Regions from separate parts of the Homo sapiens genome. Here all the other regions are linked to region 2. The links are chromatin contacts, found by Hi-C in ENCODE. All regions are on one chromosome and are shown on one strand. The core of a region is the stretch at or near the end of the contact, and the rest is flanking DNA. Distances in the headings are between cores, read along the strand shown.

Evidence for each region. A loop is a pair of places that touch in the nucleus more often than their neighbours do. Pooled maps may share reads with other maps.
Region 1: a map with no recorded cell type shows a loop between it and region 2 (4-fold over the local background). The contact joins two enhancer-like sites. A Hi-C loop is called at or near these places in 5 of 37 single-sample maps with no recorded cell type and 4 of 50 pooled maps.
Region 3: a loop to region 2 is called in a map with no recorded cell type, with 8 times the contacts of the local background. The contact joins two enhancer-like sites. A Hi-C loop is called at or near these places in 6 of 37 single-sample maps with no recorded cell type and 8 of 50 pooled maps.

What each region holds. Positions count from the first base shown.
Region 1 is chr12:42,758,816-42,761,600 of GRCh38, forward strand. No RefSeq gene overlaps it. Among named protein-coding and RNA genes, the nearest start is that of LINC02450, 68 kb to the left of the region's middle. Within about 2 kb of position 1,281, at least 6 of the 41 ENCODE cell types and tissues checked have a DNase peak (open chromatin) inside an H3K27ac peak, as active enhancers do.
Region 2 is chr12:42,467,334-42,470,033 of GRCh38, forward strand. PRICKLE1 (prickle planar cell polarity protein 1) reads right to left here. Exons shown (of 8, transcript NM_153026.3): 4 at 2,117-2,254; 5 at 1,293-1,496. Among named protein-coding and RNA genes, the nearest start is that of PRICKLE1, 120 kb to the right of the region's middle. RefSeq lists enhancers at 2,171-2,270, 2,281-2,330. Within about 2 kb of position 1,263, at least 8 of the 41 ENCODE cell types and tissues checked have a DNase peak (open chromatin) inside an H3K27ac peak, as active enhancers do.
Region 3 is chr12:42,096,798-42,099,497 of GRCh38, forward strand. It overlaps GXYLT1 (glucoside xylosyltransferase 1), which reads right to left. Exons shown (of 8, transcript NM_173601.2): 6 at 1,113-1,236; 7 at 645-817. Among named protein-coding and RNA genes, the nearest start is that of GXYLT1, 47 kb to the right of the region's middle. Within about 2 kb of position 1,379, at least 7 of the 41 ENCODE cell types and tissues checked have a DNase peak (open chromatin) inside an H3K27ac peak, as active enhancers do.

The DNA of each region.
Region 1 (2,785 bases), core at 31-2,530, 290 kb after region 2:
CCTATAATTTACAGGCATATGAGCAGGCTAAATATTGTAAAGCAGGATATGGTTCCTGGAGGATGCCAGCATCCACCCACTAATTGACCTGCTAAGAACCAGCAGCAACATGCTCTCCAGTTGTGGTCTGGAGGCTGAATTACAATAAATACCCACATGAGTGTCTTATTTAGATTTGTCCGATTAAAAAAACTCATGTACAAAGCTGATGAGACCTATGTTAGTTGCAGGTTAATACTTGCTGATTTCTTGCCGTCAACTCTCCAGTAAACAAGAACGAAGGCATGGCCAGGCGCTCTCTGTTGCTGCCAGGAAGGGAGGCTTTGAGAAGCCAGCTGCAGGGCAGGGGCATGGCCAGGAGCATTGGTCTTGGAGCCAGATAATTTGGGTTGCACTCTTTGTTTGGATACTTCTCTTCCTTTGACCCTTCGTCACTTATGGAAGCTAGACCACAGTTTTCTCATCTGCAAAATAGAGGCAATGATGTGGTTCTCACAGATGGTTGTGAGATACAAGGCGGCAAGGTTTGAGACTGCTCCTTATAATTAAGTCGTTGGCATAGAGGAAAAGACTGGTGTTTGCAATCCCTTTACTAGGCAGCATCTTGGTGGGAATTCTGAGAAAGGACCCAGTGAGCCTATGGCCAGTCTCCTCCAACTTGGGATGGTGTCTAGATTCCAAACAAAGAGCCAGTGGGCAGCAGAAAAGCAAAGCACTGGTTTCTGACTGAGGGGCCATTGGGCCCCCCGTGGGAGACAGATCTTTAATAATGTTTTTAATGACAGTTCCTTTCCAATGTGGGGGAAGTCTGTACTGAGAGAAACTCGATGCCTCTGGCCTCGGGCGGCAGAATTACCATGTATCTTTTAATCTCAAGGAATAAGGAGCTTTAGTTCACAACAACCCTGTGCATCTTGTCTAGGCCTCCTGCTACACTGTGTTCAGGTAATCACATCAAATGGAGAAATCAGATAGTTTCTGGCTGATTCAAAATGTCCTGGCTGAGAGGCAGAGGAGATGTCAACAGAGATTTCAGGCTCATGGAAAAACGCTCAGGTCCAGCTTCATCTGCTTGTTCCATTCTAATCAGAGAGGTCCTCTGTGGGTCGTAAGACAAGAAACTAGGGGTTTAAAGGTCCCTCAGGAACCAGGGACCAAAATCTGGATCTGAGGAGCAAAATGCTTAAACAAGCTCTGTCTGAGGAGTGAAGGTTAAATGACCCCAGGAATGGGCCAGCTCTTTCTTAAGCAACTTCCTTGGTTTGGGGCCAGAAGGCCTGATGCCCAGTGTCTGTGAATGCACAGGATTGCAGGCGGAGTGCAGCACTTGAGCACCTTCTGTGCTTTTCAGCTCAGCCTTGGAGCAGTTTTATTCCATAAATATTATTATATTTTATATTATATATCATATATAAGTGTATTATAAAAGGCAAAATTGTGACCTGTTGGGTCTTGGACTCAGAACCCATGCTATGGAAAAAGGGACTTCACCCAGTAATAAAATGCTTTGGGATTAGTCCCATCAAAAAGATAAAAATCTTAAATTGCAAGCATCATAAGAGATCTAACTTTATTTAATCGTGGACACGTTTCCTGCTCTAACTTTTTAAAGATGGTCTGCATTTGAAAAGAATTAGGACAATCCTGTATCTTTGATCAACTTGAAAGTCTCTTTAGGGGAAGATATTTAACACTCTGGTTTTTAAACAGAAATCTAAATATGCATCAGCTAATAGTTTCCTACATTAAGCAGTATCAACTTTGCCATTTCATGACATCCAAATGAATAGGAGACCTGTTTTATGCTTAAAAGTGACTATCTGTGAACTAAACACACTTGACTGAGAGGTTTTTATGTGTCATTATTTTTGACACAGCTTGTCATTAGTTTTAACTTTGACCTGATTGCAATGAGGAATTTGGTTGTGCAAGCTTGCCTATTGTTTATCTATACTCAGACTTAATTATTGCTTCCCAGGTCAGTCATCACCATTTTAAGTGGAAAGAAATGGCTTTAACCCTTGGGATGATTCCCACAGAGTTTATTTTGTGTACTTGGATCATGAGGTCAGATGCATAGAAAAAGTGGTCACAGTACTCCTGGGGTGGGGGTGGGGTGAAGTGCAGTCCAGCTACTTGGTGGAGGAGAAAAGTGCGAGGCTTTCTCTCTTGTAGAATCACCTTAGTGGAGATGCGTGAGTCAAAAACTAAGGGGCAGAAGAACGGCCATTGTATGGTGTCTCAGAAGAGTCCTTCTTTCCGTTTCCCCACTATAAAGCTTTTTTTTTTTTTTTTTTTAATTTTCACCATTAAATTCCTTACAGTGGGAGGCACTATTGATACGATGGGCAGGGTAATTTTTCTCTTGTGTCTAATTCCTGGCTATTGCAGGATGTTTAGCATCTCTGACTTTCTTCCCCCAATTATTTTGGCAACAACAATGTCTCCAGAATGTTCAAAATTTACTAAACACATTAACCTGGTTAGTAGAGAACAAAGCATGACTCAGATGAGAAGGCCAGAGAAATTTTCTTGGGAAAAGAGAAGAGAGGGAAGCTTCAGATTCTGCTATAGATCATGTCAAGTGGTAGAGGTGCTAAAAATTTCTGTGGAGGAGCACCAGCAATGAACCTTGCCTACTAGAATTTAGCTGAATGTGTCCCTTGTTAGGTGGGGAGGGGGGAAGGAATAACATTTCTTGAGTAACTACTATGTGCCAGCAATTTGTAGTAATTATCCAACCTACTCATCATTATTCTGTGAATTAGGTATAATTATTCAACTT
Region 2 (2,700 bases), core at 13-2,512:
CTCTGTCTCTTGACCTCGTGATCTGCCCATCTCGGCCTCCCAAAGTGCTGGGATTACAGGCGTGAGCCACCGAGCCCGGCAGGTTCTTTCATTTTTTTTATATTTTTGGTTTCCAAAATATGTTCAGCGGAGCATGGTGGCTCACCCTGGTATTCCCAGCATTTTGGGAGGCTGAGGGAGGTGAATCTCTTGGGGTCAGGAATTCGAGACCAGCCTGGCCAACATGGTGAAGCCCGCCTCTACTAAAAATACAAAAAAAAAAATTAGCTGGGCGTGGTGGTGGGCACCTGCAATCCCAGCTACTCGGGGGGCTGAGGTGCAAGAATCACTTGAACACGCGGGGCGGAGGTTGCAGTGAGCCAAGATTGCACCACGGCACTCCAGCCTGGGCAACAGAGAGCAACTCCATCCCAAAAAAATAAATCAAAACAAAACAAAAACAAAAATATGTTCAAATAGAACATTGTTGAAAAAAATGTATAAAGTAAATGAATGTATAAAAATAAAAACAAAGTTTATTGTCATAGATTGAAGGAGACTAAGAAGATACAACGAGTAAATGCAATGAAGCACCCTGGATTGATCTTGGATAAGAAAAGGAGCATCTGTTAAAACACTGGGAAAATCTAAACAAAGACTATGGTTTAGTTAATGGTATTACACTGCTGATAATTTCTTAGTTTTGATACATATATTATGGTTATGTAAGACGTTAGTGTCAGGGGAAGCTGGGAGAAGGGCATGCAGGATCTCTCTGTAATAGCTTTGCAACTCTTCTGTAAATCTAAAATTATTTTAAAATAAAAAGCTAAAGGGAAAAAATTTTTCCTTTCAAGCCATCATCCATTCCCACCTTCCCCGAGGGTAACTACTATTAATTTGGTATTTGTCTTTCCATACCTTTTCTGAGCATAAACAAATACATATATCATATTGTTTTTTAAATTCTTAACAAAAATGAGACCATCTACTACATGCTCTTCTGCAGCTTGTATTTTCTCACAACCCACTGAAGACATAATACTTATCAAAGTACAAAGACATCTGCTTCCCTTTCTATCAGGAAGGTGAAAAATTAATTGCGGTTTTGACCATTATGGCAAAAAACCGCAATTACTTTTGCAGCAACCAAATATAGATCATTTCATTGTATGAATGTACAGGATTATGTTTAAAACATGCACACAGAACAAAATCCAGGAAATTTTAGTATTTTGCTTGATGTAAACAGTGGAATATTGGCTTAATCTAAGCTTATTTTTCCCAGTGTGAAAGGATGAACTTTTTTTTACCTCGTCACATGCTGAGCACCGTGGTTTGAGCAGTTCTGCATGGTGCCTGCCACAGTGAATTTTTCCATCCTGATAAAAATAGATGAGGTCGACCAGCAGCTCATTACACGTGAAACAGACAAAACAGGATGGGTGCCAGCACACACCAGGGCCCGCACGGGAGGCGAACACTGCAACTTCACCTCCATTTATCTTCAAACCACACTACAAACAAATGGGTTTGAATGTAAAAGGATCATTTTTTAAAGACAGGATTCTCAGGCTTTCCTACTTTAGGATAAATCTCGAATTTGTCAGGAATGTATTTATTTTTGCTACCTCTTTTAGTGATTAAATAGCTCTTTAATGCTGGATTACTGGTGATTCTCCACTGTAAGGCACGTGTCTCAGACATACTACAACTATTTCTAAGGACGGTGTAATCTGATTCACACAAATAGTGGTTTTCCTGTGCCAGCCTCCTGCTGGATACATTTCCTACTCTGAGAACTGCCAGCAAAGATCTGAATGTCTTCATTATGTTTCTGCATCTTTTGAATACGAGATGTATCCTAGCACCTACCTCCATGCCAGGATCCTACCAAAGGCAGGATTTCACCCAATGTTTGCATAAGGGTGACTGACTCCTGCTGTCATACACAGCAGTGTAGCTAGTTACAAATATGAAACATGATTTGCTATTTAATAAAAAGCTAGGCTGTCTTTCTCTCATTTTCTGGAGGCTTTCAGGACCCACACCTCTGCTAGTCCAGTCACCTACCCCCGACTGTCCACCCCATCCACATCACTGCCACAAGCTACGCATCAGAGAAGGGGCTGCTCACCTGCTCACACACAGCATGCATGACTGCTCTGGACAGAAGCTTAATTGTTCCTCTTCCCAGTGCTTCTTTCTTCCGCTGAGCACTGAACACCTGCAACTCTTTTTTCTCCTCTTCACTCAAAGACTGGCAATACCGTACCTTCACAGAAAGCAAAACAGAAACACCACACTGAGTGCACAGTCTTTCTCACCAGTTCTCTACTTCCAGAGTTAGGGTTTCAGGAAGTGAAACAGTAAGTTTAGCTCGCCTGTGTCACACCCCCACGATTTTAAAATGACACCATATCTGAATTTTACAGCCTCTCTAGAAAAAGGGAAATGCAATGTGAAGGAATACTTTTTTTTTAAATAAGAAATGTTTAATTGAAAACCCTTATCAACACAGAATTAAAAAATATATATAGGACATTAACCTTTCCACAAAAGGTTTAAACTTGTTAATTGCCACTTTTACTCTCCATTCTACATGCACTCAACTCAACTGCAGGCCTGAATGACCATAAAGCATTCACTCTGGATGCAGGGGCTGGGAAATCTCAGGAATTTGTAGGTTCCTGATCATTGGTGGGTGGCTGCAAACACTAT
Region 3 (2,700 bases), core at 129-2,628, 370 kb before region 2:
AATGACATTTTGACTGACTGATCAAAATCAACATCACCAGTGAGGGGCAGACAAAAGGGACTATGACTATGAGGGCCTGAGAAGCACACATCACCACCTATACAGAATTCTGAGCAGGCATGTATATCCTGAACCTAATCGTAAGGAAACATTAGACAGGCCAAAATGAAGAACATTCTAATAAAAAAAGGGGTGAAGAGGCTCTATTGTCCAAATATGCCAATGTCATATAAGACAAAGACTGAGAAACTGTTCTAGATCAAAAGAGAGTAAAGCCATATGGATGGCAGATTAATGTATTCCATCAGTATTAAATTTTCTAGCTTGACATATGTACTGTGGTTAATAAAAGAGCGTCCTTATTCTTAGTTTAAAAAAAAAAACTGAAGTTTTTAGGGGTAAAAGAACTTAATGTATGCAACTTACAATCAAATTTAAGTTGAGTTTTCTGAAAAAACAACTACATTGTTTTCAGGAAAAAAAAATGTAGAGAGAAAACCAACGACAAAGCAAATAAGGCAAAATGTTAATAACAGATGAGGCTGAGTGTGTGTAAAAATTCTTTGTACTATTTTTGTAAACTAACCATTAGCTTGAAAGTATTTTCAAACAAAAAGTTAAAAAAAAGGAAAGGCAAATCTTACATTTCTCAGTGCTTCATAAACAGCTCTAAATGCTGGTTGCTTATCGTCATGGTAAACACCTCTGTTCCCATGAAGAATAAAGATTCCTCCTTCTTCTGCTTCTTGGCAATTGCTTCCATATATACAATGATCTGGTCGATAATTCCATTGACACGGAAAAACAAAAAGGCTTTCTACATAAAGAAAAGACCAAACAATGAAGCAAATACCCCTAATTCCACAGATGTAACATTATGCAAAACTTTCAGTTAAAAAATACAGCTCTTACAAGTAAGAATTAATGAAAAATGTCTGGCATTTAGATCTCTTCCAATTAAAGCAAAATTCAAGAAAAGTTTTACTCCGTCTTAAACATAAATAGCAATAATCATTAATATAAGACAGAATCAGATAAGTGCATGTTTTCCTTTTTCACTAAGTATTATCTGTGATTTTTTTAATGCAAATAAAAGGAATTTAAATAATTACCTGGATTATGAAAAAACACGATATTCAATAGATCTTGATCACCCCATGTGATGTTTAGTTTGTATTTTTTAAGCAATGGCATAAGTATATCTCCCCATTGTAGTCGTACAGTTGTCATATCATTCTGTTGATAAAAACATTCAAAAGAGCTTCAGACTTTCAGGCTTAAAATGGCAGCATGATGACAGTTCCTCATTCTTCCCACAGCAACCATTACAAATCCACAAAGAGAAATGCAAACTCCTCACAATATCAAGTGACATTTCTAACCCTAAATGTGAGAAGGGCTGTACAGTAAAACAGAAGATAACAAAAGGAAGTTGTATGTGGCAGTGACAAAACTAGTAAGTCACGAAAGAAAGCGAAAGTAACTGTGTCCTTATCTTAAAATGAAGATAGTTTTGGTACCTACGTCTGGGCCTACGTCAGAGTTGTTGATGATTAAAATTGTTAATATATAAATTTAAAGTGCTTGGAATAGCACCTGACACGTGGTAAATATTCAGTGTTAGCTATTATTATTTTTTACCATGATGGCTATTAGTCTGATTTATTTGCTTAACTTCTATAATTGGCAGTTCAAATAGATCATTTTGAAATTGATAAATCAAATTAAAAAATGCATACACAACTTAAGTTAAACACTAAAAAACAATATGATTGACAAAAATCAAGGCTGCAGAGGGAGTGGGGAAGATCAACAAAGAAGGAGAAATGTATGAGTTTTGTGTCTACTTGTAGTAAAAAATTCTCACAGAGAACTGGCCTTTTTATGATGGATTTTCCTATCCAAAAACATAGTGTATCTTTCTACTTATTTAAGTGTTCATTTATCTTATTAAATTTAAAACATATATATATATATATATATATATAATACATGTGTGTGTATATATACATGTATATATCCTGCCAATTTCTTTCAAGTTTGTTCCTATGTATGCTATTTCTTTTGAGGGTCTTCCATTTTATATTCTAAAAGGTTGCTATTTGTACATTAGAAAACGCAAGCAAAGAATTCTGTAAAGAGGCACCATGAATGACATATAAAGTCAAAGAAGATTTGCTGAGGAAAATAACTGGGTCCAGTCTAGCAGATGTATGCAGTCCCATAAACTCTCACCATCCCAGAGAGAGGCAAGTTAGGACTGGCAGCTTTGGCAATATTAAGACTGCACTCCAAGAAAGAGACCCTAGTCTCCTGATGCCTCTCATGCTACTGAAGAGCTGACAGATTCACCCAACCCATTTTAACAACTGTAAGCTTTGCTATCAGAATTACAACCCTGCTAACAAAAGTATTTTCCTATTCTTGGATATCAACTAATTGGCATATCAACACTGTTTTCAGGAGGAGACCATACTACGCTACTTGAGAAAGAACCCCTGGAGTCAGCCAGCACAGTAAATGGTTTGACTCTCCTTTTAAAAGCAGCAATTTCTGTATTTTAGTTTTCAACTCAGCCAAATTAACTATATATCCTTAATGTTTATAGTAGTTTTAATAGGTTGAGGTTTTCCAGGGATATAAATATGTCACGCAAATAATAATTCTACATCCTATCTAATTTTTATACCTATTTCTTTC